3 separate regions of the Mus musculus genome follow, and all the other regions are linked to region 3. A link is a contact called in ENCODE POLR2A ChIA-PET data. All regions are on one chromosome and are shown on one strand. Each heading gives the region's core, a stretch centred on a gene start or an enhancer-like site at or near the end of the contact. The rest is flanking DNA. Distances are from core to core; before and after follow the strand shown.

Evidence for each region. ChIA-PET counts read pairs that join two places held with the same protein, here RNA polymerase II (POLR2A).
Region 1: POLR2A ChIA-PET joins it to region 3 with 10 read pairs in Patski. The contact joins the promoter of Nrbp1 here to the promoter of Mpv17 in region 3. POLR2A ChIA-PET finds 5 or more read pairs at or near these places in 2 of 5 experiments (Patski and embryonic stem cell).
Region 2: POLR2A ChIA-PET joins it to region 3 with 26 read pairs in Patski. The contact joins the promoter of Atraid here to the promoter of Mpv17 in region 3. POLR2A ChIA-PET finds 5 or more read pairs at or near these places in 3 of 5 experiments (Patski and embryonic stem cell).

Annotation. Positions count from the first base shown.
Region 1 is chr5:31,238,627-31,243,574 of GRCm38, reverse strand. It overlaps Nrbp1 (nuclear receptor binding protein 1), which reads right to left and starts at 2,657. Exons shown (of 18, transcript NM_147201.2): 1 at 2,573-2,657.
Region 2 is chr5:31,046,007-31,050,706 of GRCm38, reverse strand. Atraid (all-trans retinoic acid induced differentiation factor) reads right to left here and starts at 2,067. Exons shown (of 7, transcript NM_027855.4): 1 at 1,951-2,067; 2 at 1,127-1,245. The coding sequence starts at 2,034. It overlaps Slc5a6 (solute carrier family 5 (sodium-dependent vitamin transporter), member 6), which reads left to right and starts at 2,628. Exons shown (of 18, transcript NM_001360022.1): 1 at 2,628-2,741; 2 at 2,908-3,077.
Region 3 is chr5:31,151,936-31,156,375 of GRCm38, reverse strand. Mpv17 (MpV17 mitochondrial inner membrane protein) reads left to right here and starts at 2,125. Exons shown (of 8, transcript NM_008622.6): 1 at 2,125-2,185; 2 at 2,634-2,708. The coding sequence starts at 2,639. Gtf3c2 (general transcription factor IIIC, polypeptide 2, beta) reads left to right here. Exons shown (of 19, transcript NM_027901.2): 19 at 1-370.

The sequences.
Region 1 (4,948 bases), core at 1,408-3,907, 87 kb before region 3:
TTAAGACCACACAGAAGTGCCATACCCGAGAATAATGACAATATAGTCCACTTTAGTCAAACTCAAATATACAGTAAAATCTGGTGCCCCATAGCCTCTCAGCCAATAGTGTTACATTAATATACTTCCCATTGGCTCTCAATGGACCTCAATTCTGACTGTGCTCAAGAACTAGGGCGTACAGGCATTACAGGCAAATGACTCTACACTCTAAAATGTCCACTGAGACAGACAACCCTATGGGTCTATACCATCCTTTTTATTTTTTTATTTATTTATTTTTGAGACAGGGTTTCTCTGTATAGCCCTGGCTGTCCTGGAACTCACTTTGTAGACCAGGTTGGCCTCGAACTCAGAAATCTGCCTGCCTCTGCCTCCTGAGTACTGGGATTAAAGGCGTGCACCACCACGCCCAGCTTGGTCTATACCATCCTTAACCAACTAGCCGAAACTCCCAAGGGTGACTTATCCTACTAGACCAATAGTGACATTATTCATCTTTCCTATACATAGGTAGAAGCTGCCTTTGGGCCAAGTGACCGACAGGCGTGACTTCCATCTGTAAGTGTGGCAAGTGGGTATTGTTTAACAACATTTCTTTTCATTTACTCACTGAAATGTTTAGTAACATTTGTAGGTTATTGTACGTCACACACTGGGAGGGTGCTTGAGATAGATCAGTGAATTAAAATAAATGAAATGCCTACACTTACCTAAGCACAAATTAAAAAAAAAAAAATCAAAGACCTTGTTTCCAGCTTTCCTTTCATTTACATTGCTCAAAGGCTCTGACTTTTCCAATCTCTGAGGCACTAGATCTGATACCAGTTACCTCCTTCAGAAACAAATAATTCAAGCTATAGTTTTTATAGGTAAAGTACTAAAAATAACATTTCTATAGGCGCAGAGTTGCTTTAAGAAAAACCTAAGTTTCTAATTAACCCATACCAAAAAAAAAAAAAAAAAAAAAAAGGGACAATCAAATGAACACAGACTGTAAAAAAAAAACTGAAACCTGTGTGTGATTAACTCAAGGAAGAGCAGTCTAGTAAGAAAGCGATACCCTGGAAAGTAAACTTGCACTCCAGAGTCAGTTCAGAATACCTAAGACCTGCAATCAACACCAGAATGGCCATACAACTCTCTTGCGACCCTTTCTACGCATCTCTCCCCAGCCTATACAGTTTTATCTGAATCGAGGGACTTGTATTAACGCTCTAGTAAACGCAAAGAACACTACGGGACGGGGGCGGGGGAGGGGAAATCTGGTAGGATACTTCCCCACTTTAATTTCTAAGGAAAGTCCTTGAAAGCCTCCTCAGTCTGCCAAGACAGCTATTAGTTGCGTGCATGTCTTAATAAACCACTAAAAAAGATGAGTTAAGGATCACTTTTTCCTCCGTCCCCTATCAAAGAGCTAAGAAAATAATAAAGTCTGTTTCAGCTACATTCGCAGAATGTGCATCCAATCTGAACGGATAAGTGAAAGTCTAGCGAGATACAGAATATACTCTGGAACGTCAAAGCCCATGGAATCTAAAACTACAGGACCAAGGAAACAGGCAGCCCCTCCACGGGGCACTTAGAGAAAAGATGAACTGTCATCAGAGACAAACATCCAGAAAGCACATTGCCCTCCCAATCATGTCCCAGAAGGTAAAATAAGAGCAGTGCCTAAAGATCTCCAAGCACTCCCGCAAGAGATGCAGAAACGTGTGCAACACTGGGGGTTCTGCCTCAGAGCTGCTGGCAGTTTTAACAGGGATCACTGTGGAAAAGCTCATTTGCATCGGTGAGGGTATCTCCTCGAAGCCTCTAGCTACCCTGAGGACGCATAGTACATTCACTACAGGGCATTGTCTGTCATCTCGCAAAGTTGTTCTCCCGGCTTCCATTATTAGTTGAAAGCCCTCTGCACATCACCCCGCATAGCTCGCAGCCACAGGCCGCTCTGAGGAAACCCAGAAAGCCTCTGAGGTCAACAGAACTGCTCAGTCGGAGAGAATGCAAGCTCGGAGGGAGGAGGCCCTCAGCTTGTCAACACTCCAACAGGTCGCCCGGCCAGTATCTGGAAGGAAGCGGCGGCGGACAGACAGTGGCCGGCCAGGAGACCGAGCACCACAGCCACCTCATCAAAGGCCAGCCCTGCCCCGCCGTCAGGCCGCAGACCACGCCCCCGCGCTCGGCGCGCCGCCCCGCGAGCAGGCCCGGCCCGGACGCCGCGCTTCCTTCCGCAGGCCCTCGGGCCCGGGCCCCCGCCCCGCCCCCGCCCGCGCCGCCTGCCCCGCCTCTCGCGGCCAGAGTTCCAAGAGAACGCCGGGGCCCCCCGACCCGCGCCCGCAGAATTCCGGGCCGCCGCGGCCACGCCGGAGACACCAGGAGGGCGGGCGGCGCCCTGGGGCCAAGGTGGCCCCTCAGCTGCGACGGGCCGGGCTAGGTCGGGCCTGACTCCCGAGAAAGCAGGGCCGCCCGACAGCACCCGCCGGCCGCGTCCTGCCGGCCCGCGGCTCGGGGTCATCCTGCCGCCCTTCCGCGAGCCCCTCCCTCCAGGGCCTCTTTCTCCGGAGCTCACCTCCCGACTCCGCGCCCGCAGCCTGCGCTTCAGCTCCAGCTCGGGTTCCGGGGCCTCGGATCCCAGCGACTCCCTCACAGCTGCGCTCCGCAGCGCAACCGAACTGCGGGCCCCGCCCTCGCGGCGTCCGGACCAACAGTGGGCGGTGCCGCACCGCCGCCAGGTTTCCATTGGACAGGGCAGCGGGGGGCGGTTCCCACAGACCGAGGCTCTCAAGGCAGTCTACTGCCGGGTCTCCTCCCCTTGCGGGGTTCCGGCAGACTGCCTGCCAGCGTTGTCTTCTTGTCTCTCTGTCCATCCTCCTCCCAGTCGAGGTGCCCCCAAGTAATTCTGCCGGACGAAAGGAAGGCCTTCTCTCTCTTCTTGAAAGCGCCATGACAGTCCTAATCCTCTAAGAAGACAAAAGGAACGGAAGACGCAGCCTTTCAATCTGAGGAACGAACCCACCCACATTCCCCATTTGGGAAAGAGACAGTGCACTGGTCATCAAATTTTCAGAAAGCTTTTTTTTAATCGCTTAACATGAAAACTAATAGTTGCTGATTTGCATAACATTATTTACCCAGACATAACCTGATTCGACCCACATAAGGGAGAACTCATTGAAGTTATCCAATGATAGTTGGCAAATTCGAAAAAGAAACAAAACAAAACAAAAAAAAAAAGTTACTCAAATTTAAGTTGACATGAGTCCAAAATAGAATCCGAAGTAAGAAGATCCATCAAAACTGTCTTTGAAAAGGTATTATTTGGAAAGAGTTTACATTGTCTGTGAGTGTAAAGAATTACAATAGATTCTGGGTAAGCCATTGATCTTAGAAAGTTAAAGGCAGAATTTAAGAGATGTATAATACCATTATACATGTATTATCAAGGAAGAAGGATGAATCATCTGAATCTGAGAATGTCACAATCACCAATTTTACTCTCCTTAAAGGGACTAGTTAATCCTAGTTCACGGGTTCACACAGAAATCCTATAGAGACTCATTTTTTTCTCATCTCTTCACTTTAAAATGCTTGCTTTAAAAACTGAAATTTCAACAAGCATGCCAGAGAGATCTCTGTGAATTCAAGGCCAACCAGGGCTACATAGTCTCAAAAACAAACTTTTTTTTTCACCCAGCATAGTAATGCATACCTGTAATCCTATCACTCAGTAGGCTAATGCCGTGAGTTCAAGGTCAGCATAAGCAATAGAGCAACAACACTGTGTCAAGACAAAATAGAATTCTGATGTTGGATTAAAAGATGCACTTACCTAAAATGTATAGCACACCATTTCAAAGTTTGTTCTAGTCTCAGAAGGGTGCTCATCCTCTCCAGATTAGCCTTTCTGCCAAAGCCATTGTAACTCCTGAGCCATGGCAAGCATTCATGACATATCTGTTCATGCTACTTTAGTTCCTATTATTTTCTGTCAGTACTATTTCAAATGTGCACAGAGGATCTTTTGGCAACCTCATTTTCAGTTATTTTCTCATGTATACCTAAAATGACCAACTGCTGCCTACATTTTTACCACCTCACTTATGTTTCCTGATTACAAAAGTAATAAATACTAGCCAGATGATGGTTGTGCATGCCTTTAACCCCAACACTCCGGAGGCAGAGGCTGGTGGATATCTGTGCACTTATAGCCAGCCCGGTCTACAGAACAAGTTCTAGGACAGCCAGGGCTACAAAGAGAAATCCTGACTTGGAAAACCAAAAGCAAACAAAAAATAATGAATGCTTATTATAAAAACTCAGAAATTAGCTTGACTGTGGCCCAAGCCTTTAACCTCAGGACTCAGGAGGCAGAGGCAAGAGGATCTCTGAGTTCAAGGCCAGCCTGGTCAATAGAGTTGAGTTCTAAGACAGCCAGGTCTACACAGAGAAACCATGTCTGTGAAAAACAAAAACAAAAAAGAAATTGATATGGAGACAGAGCCTAGCAATTAAGAGCACTCTCTGCTTTTGTAGATAACCCTGGTTTGGTATATATACATGGCAGCTCACAATTATCTGTAGCTCCAGTCTGAGAAAATCTGGCACCCTCTTTTGACCTCCATGGAACCTAGGCATGCATACAGTATACGGAAGCAAACACTCATAAGCATCATAAGCATTAAAATAAATCTTTTGAGCTGGGTGTGGTGGCTCTTGCTGATAATCTCAGCATCAGGAGCCAGAGACAGGAGGATCTCTGAGTTAGAGGCCAACCTAGTGCGCAGAGGGAGTTCCAGAACCGTCAGGCCTTCCAGAGAAACACTGCCTCAGTAGTATAATAACCAAACATACCTTTGTTTAAAGCCACTAAAAACCAAGAATCTCAAAAATATTTCAGTATAATATATATACATACATGGTGACTTCTATGAATCAGGCATTTTTT
Region 2 (4,700 bases), core at 818-3,317, 110 kb after region 3:
GTTAAAAGTTCTTAAGTTGCTCTTCCAAAGGTCCTGAGTTCAATTTCCAGCAACCACATGGTAACTCACAGCCATCAATAATGAGATCTGGTGCCCTCTTCTGGCACACTATACACAATAAATAAATAAATAAATAAATAAAAATTTAAAAAAGAAAAGACAAACCAACCAAATAAAAAGGACTTCAACAAATTATTTTTCCATTTACTGTGTGCCTACAAACTACAAAAATCATAACATAAAATATATATGTTTTTGCAAGCCTGTAATCCCAGCTACTCAGGAAGCTGAGGCAGGAGGATCACAAGTTCATGGTTAGTGTGGGCAATTAGTGAGATCATGTGTCAAAATACTGAAAAGAGCCAGATGTGATGGCTCACCCCTGTAATCCCAGTACTTGGGAAGCTGTAACAGCAATGATATGAGTTTGAGACCAAAACCTGTGCTACATAGTACCAGGATAGGCAGGGCTATATAGCAAGACTCTGTCTCAAAGAAAACAAAAGGAAAAGCAAATCCAAAAAAGGTAGCTTGCATAAAGTCCTAGGTTCATTTCCTAGTACCCAGAACAACAATAAGAAGAAGAAGGAAAAAAAAAAATTAAAGGCTGGAAAGATGGCTTAGCAGTTAAGAGCCAGTATTGCTCCTACAGAAGACCTGAGTCTAGTTCCCAGTACCCACACTGTATCTCACAACTGCCTATCATTCCAGCTCCAGGAGGATCCAAGGCCTCTGAAATTTTCCAGCACCTGCACTCAAGTGCCTGTACCCAGACAGTCAGACAGACAGACAGACACAATTAAAAACAAAAAAATAAAATGAAGAAAAATTTAAATGTATTTTAGTAAAAATAATACAAAGACTTAATAATAAAACTATTTTAAATGAAGCCACAAAAGCCTATAAAATGGCAAAAACTATGATTTGTCATTCAGGGAAAAAAAAATCAAAAGATCATTTACTTATCGAAAAATCATCAAATTCAAATGTTTAGAATCGAGCATTAAATGTCTCCACTTAGGTACTAATATTTATCCCCAGAGCCTGCTAGGCAAGTCTGTAGACTCCAGTCTGGGAACTCTAAAAAGTTCAAAAGAATATTCAAGGATGTCTTCTCCTCCCTCACCCCAAGATGGTGCCCTTCTGATTCAGGCAGCATCGGGCCTGCATTAGCTTCGATGTATCCTCACAGTAAGCAGCCACTCTGGACAAATTGTGCATACCTCCCGGACACAGGGTGCATATCTGCAGAAGAGAAAGAAACCTGATTAAGACTCCAGAAAGAAAAAAAAAAAAAAGAACAAGTCAGTAGCCTTTCCAGAATTCCCATAATGCAAAGCGGAAAAGTGCCTTTTGTAAACAGAACCCATTTTTTTCCCTTAAAACCCCCGCACCAAATCAGCGCACTGTACGAGAGAAGATCCTCGTGTTTGTGCATTATTACTTGACTATACTGTGTCCTCTCCAGAGACTTCTCCACCTGACAGGCATGGTTTGGCAAGTGTTAAAGGGCTGCAGGTACACAGCGTACTCAAGCATCACTATATATTTAGATAGATAGATAGATAGATAGATAGATAGATAGATAGATAGATAGATAGATAGATAGATAGATAGATAGTCGTGCCATTGCACCACGCACAGCATTCGTGCAAGGAGAGCTGGCAGAAGAACCCTGGGACTCGTCTGGGAAGCACTATTTAAAATTATTCAAAAGCAAGGAGATCAAATTTCAAAGGACTCTGAATGTGGGCAGGGCGAAGGTGCTAGTGGCCTGCACTACGTGAGTACTGGACAACACCATCCCCGCAGGCACAGGGCCCGGGGAAGCTTCAGGGACAAAAATCTGAGCTTCCGACTGGCCAAAGGGACAGACACCGGCGGGCGAGCTGGATTCCGGGCTGACGGCCAGCAACCTTCTTCAGCCAGATCTCAAACTTTCTTCTGTACCTCAGGTAGAGCCAGGGCCCTCTCCACGCCCAGAACCAGGAGCAGGGCGGCCGCCCGAGAGCCGCCTGACTCCCGAGACGCCATTTCCCACTGCTTTCCACCGTCTTGACAGCTCGCGAGAACCGAGCGCGAGGCTCCGCCCCCAGCGTGTCACGCGCCAGCCTTGAGGCGAGGCTTAGCTTCCAAATCCTGTCACTCTGGGGCGTGGCCTGGTCCGCCCGGGGCACGAGCCGTGGAGCCCGAGGCGTAATTTGCCCGCAGGTTCGGGCTGCTCGCGGAATTCTGAGCTCCTGTCCTGCGCTTGCTCGCGGTGGACAGACCCACCATCTCTCCATTCTTCCTGGAGCGCAGGCCTGTCCAGTTAGCGCTTAGTTGCCTTGAGCTACTGCATGACCCTCAGCCCGGTGCGGACGCCCGGGCAGCTCCATCCGCCCTTAGTAAACATGGCGGCGCTGGGACCCGGGAGGGCGGGGGTAGGGGGCGGGGTCCTGCTGTCCCGCTGTCACCAAGTCAGGAGGTGCGAGCCGAGCCGAGCCGGGCCGGGCTGGCCTGCGGGCCAGCTGCCCTCATGTGGAGATCTCAAAGGTGGGCAGGGCGGGTGTAGGATGGGCCGGGCGAGGCGGGGATTGGGCAGGGCCGGAGAGACTGAGTTCAGTCGCCTGGAGGCGGGACTGGAAGGGGCGGGGCGGGGTGAGCCTCTCGGTGTGGGCTTTGGGGAAGGTCTTAAATACTAGTGCAAAGTCGTGGGTTCGCCACGTGCGGAGAGAAGGGGAAAGCTGAGCCGAGAGAGGGTAAGGGTGATGGAGGAGTGAAGATCGGAGGGCGAAGGGCAAACGCTGGCAAGAGAACACGAGCCTGGGAACCCTTCACCTTAATGTTGCGTAGTGTTCTGCAGCCCGGGCAAGGACGCGAAGCGGGAAAGACGCTTCCTTAACTCATGTTCTTTGCCTTGCCAAGGGGGAAAAACCAATGCTGGTTTCGGAAAGAACGTAGGAACTTTGGTAGCCCTGGCCGAACCACCGACGCAAGGCAAGCAGAACAGCAGCAGGTCTGACTGGAAGGGCGCTGGGAGAGACCCATCACACCTAAGGGGACAGCTATTGCTCTGGGTGACGACTCCTCAAAAGGTAACTAGAGACAATTAGAGCTCATCTCAATTAGCCTGCCAATGCTTCCATTCCACAGGCTCCAGGTATCTGCCTGGAAATCCTGAATTTGCATTTATCAATACATTTAGCTGGTGGGATATCTTGTTTTAATGAGAAAGGCCATTCAGATCTTGAGGAATATTAAGCCCTAGATATTGGTGACAGTTGGCCCTGCAGGTGTTCCCTTATATTTCAAAGGGGGAAGAGGGTGAGGACTTAGCTCTGGCATTCCTAGTTAAGTCTTGTCCCCAGTACTGAAAGAAATGAACCCACAAACCTCAATACCTTTCATTGCAGATAAGTCCCATGCAATGTGAGACCTTTTTAAAAGACATGTCCACTGTTGTGAATCAGTGGAGTTTGTAGAAAGCCACTGTTCTTTTCCTAGAATTGGATCGTATGAAAGTTGTGTTACTGCTGGCTTGGCGTTTTCCTGTCTGCTTACCTCTTCTTCCTCTATCCCAGAGGCTTCGTGGTTTCTCAACGCAGATAATTAATCAGGAAACTCTAGAAGCAGAGGAACCAAATCGGTACTACCCGACCACTTGGTGTTTTATTTTGAGACCGTGTAGCTTTGGTTGGCCTGGAACTCATAGAGATCCACCTGTCTGCCCCCTGTGTGCTAGGATTGGTCTAGAAGGGTTTTTTCTTTATTTTTTGTTTTGTTTTTGTTTTTGAGACAGGGTTTCTCCGTGTAGCCCTGGCTGTCCTGGAACTCACTCTGTAGACCAGGCTGGCCTCGAACTCAGAAATTCGCCTTCCTCTGCCTCCCAAGTGCTGGGATTAAAGGCGTGTGCCACCATGCCCGGCTTGTTTTGTTTTTTCAAGACCGTATTTCTACAGATATGGCTGTCCTGGTATTCACTTTGTAGACAAGGTAGGCCTTGAACTCTAGAGATTCCTCTCCGTCCGCCTCCAGAAGGATTAAAGGTGTGTGTCACCCTCCTTGTCTATCCTCCTCATCTTCCCATAGCAGTGACAGCTTGCCAAAGAGAAAGAAAACTCAAGGTGTTGCAAAATATCAAGGCCTGGGGCCCCTTTAGGTAAACCAGAGCCCCTTAGAATCCTTGACCCAGAGACGGTAGAACATGTGGCCCAAGTTCAGACTTTTTCTTTGTCCTGTGAGGCTTATAGTTCAGGATTAGTCTGTGGGAACCGCACCCTGCCAACTAGGCAATATGTGCCCAACTGTTTGAATACAGTTCAGAAGATGCTCTGTTTCCTTGGAGGGCAGGGTATATTAATCTGTCACTAGAATAGTTGAAATCTATACTGTTCCATGAATGACTGACTACAGTTAGCACTCTGTTCCTTTCTTAGTCTTGGGACTAGTGAGATTGGAGCACTGGTGAATACCTGTGAAAAATTCTTTTTTATTGTGTGTCTGTATGTGTGTGTGTGTGTGTGTGTGTGTGTGTGTGTGTGTGAGTGAGTGCTGGTGTGAGGAGGCCAGTAGTGAGGGAGCCACAAGTCGATGGTTTCAAGCTGACTGTAGGTTTTTGGAACCAAACATGTCCTCCCCAAAGCAGCCACAACTCTTTCTTTGAACCCCTGAGCCATCTCTTCAGCCCTTGTAATAGATATTCTTCCTATGTGTGGTGG
Region 3 (4,440 bases), core at 876-3,375:
ATCTTAGGAAATAGGAAACAGGTAGCCTGTTTCCTCTTGGATGGGATGCAGTTTACATTAGTATTGCCTGAAACAAAACCTAGACTTTAGAGCACTCAAGATTGGTCTGTTATATCTGGAAACAGTTTTCTACCTGAGTAGTGTAGAAGATTTGTCAAACGCCAGAAGTCTTTAAGAAGAGAGCCAAGTAGTGAGTCCCCTTCCTATACAGAAGAGGAAGCAGACCTCTAGGACAGTAAGGTCCTTACACAGCAGAAGGGCCCATAACTGCATTAGTGTTAGGAGCCAAGTGTTATAGCACTCTGTTGTGATCCAGCTCAGGCGGTGTCGGGCTTGCTTTTTGAACTAATAAAGAAGTGCCTTCCATTGCAGAGGAGCTTGGCTTGTCCTGCAGAGCAACCCATCCATACAGCACATCTGTATTTCCCTACTTCCAGCGTTAGAGAAGGTGGAACCTGGGGGGGGGACTAAAGGCTGTGCCAGCGACCCTGCTCCTGGTGTTGATTCACGCTTGAGCTGAGAAGTAACTGTGGGGGCAATATTTTCTGTTCTGTTCTTTCTCCTCTCCCACAAGCCTTTTCTCCTCAGTCCTTTCTTCCCTATCTTCCTTCCCAGTGTAGCTGTTCTTGGTTCTTGCTCTTCTTCCTGTGTGCCTTAGCTTATTCTGTTGCCTTTGACACCAACACCTAAACCTATGTGTCCTTCAAGATCTCATCTCGGCTGGGATGTAGCTCAATGGAAGAGCATGGACTTAGTGTGTGTGCAAGATCCTGGGCTCACTTCCCTCCTGGTATCTTCTCCCCTCCAGAAACTCCCAGGTCAAACCTCACTAAGGGACTTTTATATTTCTCTAGTGGGAGAGAAGGGAGGATAGATAAATGATATTAAGCATTTTCTCGGTTTGGGGTGCTTTTCATATACCCCTGAGCTCCATGGGGTAGGTACTATTTTATGTAATGACAATTAGGTTCTGAGAGGTTAAGCAATCTGAATAAGGCTTGAATCCATATCGCTTAAAAACACCTTCCAATCTTGCACATTTGGACTCCCTTATTATGTCTACTAGTGAAATTCTTTTAGCATGTTCTGTACACAAGAATCTAATTCCCCTGAATTCTTACTCTCTCTAATAGAATCCATCCTTCATTAATCATACAGGAACTGACTAACTGAGCTGGGGGTGGACAGACATCAAATAAGTTGACCTTTTTCAAGGCTTGGAGACGTATACATCTTTACCTACCTCAGGAAGGGATTTGCAGGGAGTTGGGTGTTAAAACTAGAGGGAGATTAAGATTCCTAAAATGTTTTTTTTTTTTTAAATATAGTTTTATGCCTCTTTGCTTAACATGACTAGAAGCCGGGTGTGGTGGCGCACTCCTTTAATCCCAGCACTTGGGAGGCTAAGGCAGGTGGATTTCTGAGTTGGAGGCCAGCCTGGTCTACAGAGTGTGTTCCAAGACAGCCAGGGCTACACAGAGAAACCTTGTCTTGGAAAAACAACAAACAAAGCATGACTCTAGAAACCCATAAAGCAAAACAAACCCTCCATTGAGTTGCCTCTTGTACAGCCCTAGAATTCAAGGAGCCCTGATTGCAAGACAGGGTCATTTTACAAAATTCATGACCAAACTTAAGACAGCTAGCACGGGCGTTCTCAGGTTCTGCTAAGCCAGTGGTTCTGAAAGTTGACTGCTTGTCCAGAAAGATTTTTCAGACAAAACTTAAAAATTTGGTATAAAGAACAAGGAAAAAAAATAGAACAAGTCTGAGTTCTGCTCACTTGGGAGCTTGGGTATACCTGCACTACTTCAGCATTCAAGTTTCCAAACTGAGAAGGGCGTCTAGACCTGACTACCTCCGGGAGACTGACAGTCTGGCCTGATAGTCTGGGGAGAACGAGGGTGGGGGGTGGGGGCAGCCGAGTTACAGGGAAGCACAGACTGTCCTACACCGATGTTTGGTGCAGTCCACGAGAAGGGGGCTGCCCACTCCCCTTAAGTGGTCGGCTGAGCCGCCTCGCAAGGGGTATCAAAGGCCCCACCCACCTGCATTCCTCCTGGACTGCTTGTGTCCAAACAACAGCCCGGCCCGCAGGCAGACGGAAGAGGCGGTGCTCGATACGGAAGTCCCTGGACCAGCTTCGGTCACGTGAGAGAAGGTTCTGCGCAGAGCTGGCACTCAGGTGAGCGGAGGTTCTTGGCATTCAGAGACTTGAAGCACTGTGGGTTGAGAGTTCTTGCAGGTCATGTGACCTTACAGATCCAGGTCTTGGTTTATTTCTGGTGTGTAGTTACTCTTATAAAGGAGATTCCAACTGAATCTGGGGACCTATCGTGTTTACTTGGGGGATGGAACCCAGACTCTGGATGGAAGCCAGAGTAAGTCTAATTTCATGAGTGTCTTAATCAGGACTGGATGCCTTGCTTCAGGACCAGGACCAGGTTACTCAAAACTGCTTCCTTTCCAGATGAATAGTGACCACAAGGCAGGGGCACGGCCCAGTAAGCAAGCTTTCTGAGGCCTCTGTCACTTGCAGAGTTTGGAAGTAAGGAGAGTGAGCATAAGGAAATGGCAGGCATGTTCTTTACTGTGAGGGGCAATGGGAGTGACTTATCCTCTTGGTTTGACAGGGAGCATGGCACTCTGGCGAGCATACCAGAGAGCCCTGGCAGCACATCCGTGGAAAGTCCAGGTTCTGACAGCTGGTGAGTGTCACTCTGGGACCAGAGTATAATTAGAGCAGCTGATTTGAGGTGGAGGAGGAGGCCCATATCACGACACCACCTACCTCCTCCAGTTTAGCCCCCCCCCCCCGGAAGTGTTTCCCTTCTCCTGAACTATTATGTCTGTTTTGGAGGGTGAGCTGTTTCTGAGACCCATGCTGGAGGGGAGACGAAATAGAGACGTGGCTCAGAGGTTAACAGCGCATACTGCTCTGTAGAGGATTCTACACTATGTCATGTAGCTCAGAGCCACCTGTAGCACCAGCTCCAGAGAGCTCTGTCACCTCCAACCACTTGGGGCATCTGCACTCACTTGCACAAACACACACAGTTTAAAATGATAACAATAAATCTAAAAGAGAGAGATGCACAGTCTGTCGAGCAAGACTTAAAGTCCTCAAGAAATTAGGTGATAGTTTCTGTTTTTGTTTTTCAAGGCAGGACTTCTCTGTATGGTCCTGGCTGTCATGAAAATCTGTGTGCCAGGGTGGCCTTCAACTTAGAGATCCACCTGTCTCTCCTTCCTAAGTGCTGGGATTAAAGGGATGTGCCACCACTGCCTAGCCTAAGTAGTCCATTCTTAAAAAGCATTGCCCCCAAGAGACCCCACCTTGGGAAATTAAATGCTTTCCTCTTATACTTTATAGTGTGCTGAGCACATTGTCTCCATGCATAGGCGCCTCCAAAGGTCTGTTAGCAGGAATGAGTCCACATTAAATGACACACCTAACAAGTGCTGAAGTAACTTACTCCATTTTTATACATAATGTTTATTGTGAAGTGTATAAAACAGTCATATATCTAAAGTTTAAATCATATTAAAAGGGAATCCTTCAGTAATCAGCTTTGGAACTCTGTTGGATCCCTCTCTTTCAATTCATATATTCCAGTTTTTATTTCATTTTTAAGACAAGAGTCACACAACCCTGGGCTGACCTAGAATTCACATTGTAGCCAGACTGGCCTTAAACTTGCAGCTGTCTCTTCTCAGCCCCCTGAATGCTGAAATTACAAATGTAAACCACTACGGCTGGCTAGATGGCCACTCTCCTAAGCTTAGCTTACATCATTGTTTGGCTTTTCTTACAAACATATTCTCAGTACACTACCTGCGGCTTTTTTACTCTGTCAGCGATGAAGTAGCAGCTTCACAGAGCGCCTCCAGTGCCTCTTTGTATCTGTTCCACCCTTCCTTTTGCTGGCTACTCATTGTTATGACTGGGGCTACTCTGAGGTCGTTTGCTTTGAAGCACATCTTAGGTTCCTCCGTGGCCAACTTTTCAGGCAAATCTGAAGTTTTTTCATATGCATACAGAAGCCACAGCATGAGGAGCAAAGTGCTAGTTCAAGGAAGCCTCAGCAGGCCTCTGAGCATCAGAGCATCAGAGCATTGCAGTGGGCGGTCAGGTAATAAACAAGGCTTGCCTATGCTTAGATAAAGAACCCATATTCGGCAGAGGGCTGAGGGGAAAGAGGGGGGCTGAAGGGTAGGTAGGCCAGAGGTCTTGTTAGTAGAATAGCTGTATGTTAGCATTAGAAGCCGCATGACTGGCCAGAAGGTGGACTCCTACTCCTCTCTGGCCCCTCGATAGCATCCTGTGCCCATCCACCTCTTGTCCTCAGAGTGTCCGACCTGCATGACTCACCTGGCTGAGTGTGTGGTGACTCATGCTGGACTGTGTGGCTGTGATGGGAACTGACATGCTGGGCCCTT